Linked DNA regions of Homo sapiens: region 2 is linked to region 1. A link is a contact called in ENCODE Hi-C data. All regions are on one chromosome and are shown on one strand. The core of a region is the stretch at or near the end of the contact, and the rest is flanking DNA. Distances in the headings are between cores, read along the strand shown. Region 1 holds the start of TTC3 (tetratricopeptide repeat domain 3). Region 2 holds the start of LCA5L (lebercilin LCA5 like).

The links. A loop is a pair of places that touch in the nucleus more often than their neighbours do. Pooled maps may share reads with other maps.
Region 2: a loop to region 1 is called in a map of CD8-positive, alpha-beta T cell, with 10 times the contacts of the local background. The contact joins the promoter of LCA5L here to the promoter of TTC3 in region 1. A Hi-C loop is called at or near these places in 1 of 168 maps with a recorded cell type or tissue (CD8-positive, alpha-beta T cell), 2 of 37 single-sample maps with no recorded cell type and 8 of 50 pooled maps.

Annotation. Positions count from the first base shown.
Region 1 is chr21:37,071,713-37,074,657 of GRCh38, forward strand. TTC3 (tetratricopeptide repeat domain 3) reads left to right here and starts at 1,542. Exons shown (of 46, transcript NM_001330683.2): 1 at 1,542-1,761. PIGP (phosphatidylinositol glycan anchor biosynthesis class P) reads right to left here and starts at 1,359. Exons shown (of 5, transcript NM_153682.3): 1 at 1,288-1,359; 2 at 722-825. The coding sequence starts at 803. RefSeq lists silencers at 830-1,109, 1,350-1,669, 1,890-1,949 and an enhancer at 1,257-1,551.
Region 2 is chr21:39,444,347-39,447,275 of GRCh38, forward strand. It overlaps LCA5L (lebercilin LCA5 like), which reads right to left and starts at 1,432. Exons shown (of 11, transcript NM_152505.4): 1 at 1,379-1,432. All of the region lies in intron 8 of GET1-SH3BGR (GET1-SH3BGR readthrough), which reads left to right. It overlaps MIR6508 (microRNA 6508), which reads left to right and starts at 2,664; the gene lies at 2,664-2,723. It also overlaps a transcript of SH3BGR not described here. RefSeq lists a silencer at 1,343-1,602.

The DNA.
Region 1 (2,945 bases), core at 292-2,791:
CTCCCTTTTGTGTGCCTCAAAATTCTCAAATCATTTTGGGGAGAGACTTGGGACTTGCTGTGTGAGTGGGCATATTAGTGTCTTAGTGAGCATCAGTCTCCTTATCTGTAAAATGGAATGTTATGGGGTTAAATTAAGGGAGATCCAGGACGCAAACGACACACCTTTCAACCCGACTTCTCTGGCCTACTTCTCCTGTTCCCCAGATCCCGCAGGGCACACTGGTGACATCACAAGCTCCTCGGGTCCAAACCCTCTCACGCCCTCATTCAAGGCCTTTCCACTTCTTCCCTCCCTCTTACTCTTTCCTAATCAGCATCAGTGCCAGGGGGAAAGGCCTCTGTAGAAAGCCTTGACTTTCCAGTCTGGTTTCAATGTCTCTCCACCGTGCTCCCTGACACTCATCACACTGAGCATTAACTGTAGATTTACCCATCTGTCTCCTCCACAAGACCACGACCTCCTTAAGGGCAGGGACCAGGCTTTATCCACTTTGCCATCGCGTCTGGTGCTGTATAAATATTTGTAGAGACTAAAACCTCCTAGGCTAGTGCTGGCACACGGAACACTCAGCAAACACGAGATCCCTTCAGATTTTCTTAAAAAGAGACATAGGGAGAAAGAATCAACAGTTCATGTGTGCACAGTCTAACCAATGTATTCTTCCCTTGTCACTGAACGCCAGAAAAAGCCCCTGGCCATCCATCAGGAAAGTACTTACTGAAGCCAAATTGGGAGCTTAAGAAAAGAACAAAGCCATAAATCGCTCTTTCTGGCAATGGCGACGGTGAATTTTCCACCATTTTTCCTGGGGCTTTAGACAATCTGTGGAAAAGGAACACAATCAGCGTCAGCGATGTGCTCCGTGGCACCATTGATCCATTCTCGCCTCCTCGCTCCGCCGCGGGTACGGCCCCCGCCGCGCAGAACCGCCTCCCGCGCCTCCGTCCGCAACCCGCGCCCCCGCCTCGAGCGCATACAGACACCCAGGCTGGCGCGCGCCCCGCAACAGAAGGGGTGGCGGAGGATAGGGCAGGGAGGGGGGTTCTGGGGCGATAGACGCGCGCTCCAGCTCTGCAAGCGTGGCCTCCCTGTGGGAGGGGAGGGCAGGGAACAAGGCTCGCGCGGCGCCCACCAGCATGCGGGCCTACTAGGTCGCGGCGCCCAGGCCCCGGGCCCTGCCCATTCGTGGAGACTTCTATTTCTCATTCGAGGCGGGGTATGGGGGGGCCCTCGACCTCGGGTCCTTCATACGCCCACCCAGGCCCCTCCCGACACCTCGGCCACCTCAGCGCTGAGTTCTCCGCGCAAGCGCCGACTGGGGAGCCGCAGTGGGGAAGAGGAAAACCTGAGGGAAAGGCCTAGGCGCGACGGCAACCCCCACCCTGGCGCAGGCGCACAACGACCCTCCCCGGGTGGGAGCCAGCGAGCGCGGGGGCGGGCGTGATCCCGCGGCTCGCGACGGCGAAGGAGGGGGCGGTGGGGTGCGACTGCGCACGCGCGCTGCCAGCCCACGTGACGCACCTCGCTTCAACGCCGCCACCCGCTCCCTCCCGCCGTCGGCTGACGTGGAGGGCCGGAGGTGGCGGCGGCGGCGGCGGCGGCTGCTGCTGCTGCTGCCCGCGTCCGAGGCTCGCGGGCGGCGGGCCCGGGTGAGTGCACACCCGGCGCGCTGCCGGGCTCCCGGATGTGTCACCTTGTCCCGCTGCAGCCGAGATGCCGGGGGAGCGGGGCCTTCCACACCCCCTCCGTGGGTGTGTGGTGAGTGTGGGTGTGTGCGCGTCTCCTCGCGTCCCTCGCTGAGGTGCCTACTGTGTCTGCATGGGTTGGGTCCCGCGCGATGAGGGGGTGTGGCCGCCATTGCCTACCCCAGTGGGTTTGCCCCCTTGGTCTGGTGCCCCTTCGCGAGCGAGGCCCTGGGATGCCGGTGCGAGGGTGTGAGTAGTCCCTTTGTGCGCAACCCCCCGCTGCCCGTGCCTCGGCCGGTGCGTGGCTGACACCTCCGCTGGGTGGAGGCGCTCGCGTGTCGCCTCGTCGCCCCTTTTGTGTCGGTGTCCGCGCTCCCTGGCGGCTGCGTGGGCGCTCTCGGCCTTGCAGGTGGCCCCCCTTTGTGTTACTGCCCCTGTCTGTGGGCTGCGCGTCCCCTAGCGCGCGTGGCCGCGCCTTCTGCAATTGCGACCCCCGCCTAGAGCCTTGCTCGCGCAAGTGTGCGTCCTTGCGTGTCTCCGAGTGACGCAGAGTGTCTGCGCATGGGTCCTGTTGAGTGCGTGATCTCTTGTGTGCGGATTTAATTCTGTCGAGTGGGTATCTCTTGTGTGCAGGTTTCGTTGGTGAGCGTGAACGTTCGTGCACACCCCTTGCTGTGTGTGCGTGTCACGACTCTGTTGCCACCTGTTTTCGTGTGAACTGGCAGTCCAGTCCAGGGCCTGTCCCCACGGAACGGACCCAGGAGGGGGGTAACCTCGCCGCTCCCCTCGCCCCCGCGCCTCTTTCTGAGCATTCTCTCCCACAGACGCTAATGGGAAGGGGGGTGGACAGGATCGAGTCTGGCCAGCTGCTCCGCAGTGTTGACGCTGCCAGTGTGGCCTCTTCAGCCAGCCTGTTCAGGAGACAGAATAGGGGGATCAAAGATAAAAAATGAAGCCGAGACGTAGGTGAATTTGGGCTGGTACCAGTGCGCCGTGCCTTTTCCAGTGGCGCCCTGGACGCCAAAACCCCCTCAGTTGCAGAGACCTTTCAAAATATATGCACTCTCCTACTGGGCGATGCGGTCCTTAGGCGTTCTTGATGATATTTAATGGTTTATAGAGTATTTTATGGCATTCACCTAAATCTCTTTCCATTTTGCCCAAGATCCTGGCGAGGGAAACAAGGTAGAAATTTTACAGATTTTACTCCTCCGGAGAGAGCCTTTTCCTTATAACTACGACTCTAGTTAGGACATT
Region 2 (2,929 bases), core at 182-2,681, 2.4 Mb after region 1:
TACCTAACAAAGCTAAGGGGTGTCTTTACATTTTTAGCTTGTTAGCAGGATGCTTATATGGCCTTGCTGACCCGGTTTAAAAGTTGCAATTTGCAAAATACATACTGAAAATACTGCACTTTTACCTATGGAAGTTGTAATTTATATAAGGAAATTGTAATTTATATAATCCTTTAAAAAACTTACTCATACGAAATAACAGAGAACGGGGAAATACCATTAAGACTGTCATGCTCAAGTGGGGGAGGGGCAGACTCAGGGAAACCAATTAGGAAGCAAGTAAAATAATCCACGCACCAGATGATGGGGGCCTGGACCAAGGTGGTGACAGTGGCGGTTGAGAGAAATGGTAGAATTGTGAATCTATTCTGGGTGCATTTTGAAGGCAGTGCTGACAGACTGAAGGTGAGGAAGAGAAAAACAGGACTCAAACAGGATGCAAGACTCGGGCAACTGGAGGATGGAATTTCCAGCAACTATGATGGATTAAGATTGTGGGAGGACAGGCTTGGCTTGGGGAATTATTGAGCGCTATCTTGGACGAGCTGTGTTTGAGATGCCGTAGACATCCAAGTAGGGATGTGGCAGGCAGCTAAATGCAGGGATCTGGTGTTCAGGGGAGGGGCGAGGGCTGGGAATGCACACTTGGGGCTCACTGGAATTCAGATAGGCTCTGAGTACAGGCGACTGGATGAGTTCATCTAGGGATTGAGTGTAGACAGAAAAAAGGCTCAAGCTCACATTCAGCCGTGAAAACTGGTCTCTGAAAAAAGTTAACCGTTGGCTTAAGTGTGGCAACGAAACGTTAACACGCTGAGGGGAGGGTGTGGATAAAGAGCCCCGAGGCTGGGTGAGTGGGGGACAAACACAGACAGAGAAGACATTTCAAAAGATTTAGATTCCTACGAGATAGGGAGATGCCAGCGCTAAGGTTAGAAAGAAAAACTAATCCAAAGCAAAACAGCAAGTAAGCAGAGGCAAAATCGGAGGTCAGATAGAAGATTCAGATAGAAAAACCCCAAAGTTCCCTCGGTGGGGCGGCGGTGAGATCGGCCTCCGCCCCCTCGCCAGACCCAGGCGCGGCCCCGGGAGCGCTAGGTCACCTCGGCCCAGGCCGTCCCCCTGCCCAGCGGGCCTGAGAGTACGTGTGTCGCCGGGGCGCCCGGTCACTGCCGAGCCGGGGTAGCTGTTCCTTGGCAAACTGTGCCGCGAGGAGGAAACGGCGGGGCGCCAGCGAGGCAGGCAGGGGCGAGGACTGAGTGACCGGCGATACTGGAAGCCCAGAAAGAGCGTAGCAGGAGGGTCCGGAAGGGCCCAGAGCTGGGGCTGTAACAGGGTAACCGGCTGAGGGGGACGACGGCAGCAGCGGGGCCGTTACCTGCTCCGCGCTGTTCCCACGACTGCGCCAACGCCGCAGCGCCGGCGCGTCCCCATGGAAACCCGCGCGCGGGGCCTCCTGGGAAGCGCCGGCCTGCGGGGGCTGGGCGCGCGCATGCGCACTCGGGCAGCAGGAGCCGCGGCGGGGAGGGGCGTCTTGGGCCTGGAGGTCAGTGTGGCCTCGCGTTTGTCTTCGGTGACGGGAAGTGAGTTTCTTGTGTAGACGTCTGTAAACGATCCTCCTGCCGTCCCTGTTCGGCGCCCGGGACCCTGCCTTCCCGCGTGGCCGCACCGAGACGAGGGAGCCTGTCACGCGCTCTGGCGCTCTCCTGACCTCTTAAGGCTCTGTCAGTCTTAGGTAACTTGAGTCAGTAGGTGGGTGTAGACGCCTGGTCAATTCCTGGGAAGCACAGTTCCCCTATTAACCCCTTGTCATAAAGACGATTTTTTTTTTTTTTTTGTAAAACAAAATCTGATGACAAAACAATGCATGTTTGGCATAGAGAATTTAGAAATGTACAGGCAAGTCCAAAGCAAAAGTCAAAATCACCTAGATGATGGAGTTATAGATGTTTTTTAATGACAGCATAGGAATTTGGCATAATTTAGGAAGACTTACATTGTTTCCTTTTATTTATTTACTTTTTTTCCTGCATCAAAGCCATGTTGAATATCCTTGCAGATGAATCTTTGAGGTCACCCCTGACTGTTTCCTTAGGATAAATTCCTACAAGCGAGGTTGCAGGGCCAAAGCATATGCTCACTTTGAGGCTTTCTAAAGGTAGAGGGAAACTGCCTTCCAGTAAGTGTCCCGATACTTGGCCCGCATTGGAAATTCTCTTTTTTCTTAAAATTTTTTTGCCCATTTTATTGTCAAAAATTGGCATCTTTAATTGTATTCACTTCCTTTTTAGTAGGAAGAATAGACTTTTTCCCATATCTTGAGTGCCATTTGTCCTTATTGTGTGATTTGCATTTTCCTGTCTTTTGTCCATTTTAAAACTTGACATTCATCTTTGTAAAAATGGGTTTTGTAAGGACTTTTGATGCTTGAAAACTTGGCTTGTGATATACGTTGCAAATATTTCCTCAATTTGTCAGTTACCTTTAATTTTGTTTACAGTGTATTTTGGTATTTGTGTAGAGTCAAGCTTATTACATTTCTCTATAGTTTCTGCATTTGGTTTTTATATAAAAGGAGAAACGGGTGTTTTTTTTCAAATTGACTTTAATCCTACTTTGGTAGAAGTGGGTTAGGACAAGCTTTCTCTCCATATCACCATTTCTTCCTCTAGAAATGCATGACCCACCCTGAGTTTTGGTGGGCCATGCATTTCTAGAACTCCTTAGGTAGGGAATTATCCGTATAAGATGGGTGCCGGTTGTTTTTGCTGGTGGTGGTGGGCGGGGCAACATCTCCAGGTAGGCAAACATTAGACAAATGTCACTCTAGACTTGACATTATGGAAAGATGGGCTGATGCTTGGTGGGTGGTGGTGGCCCCATGACAGTAACGAGAGCGGAGTTTTGCCATTGCGGGAGCATCCAACCC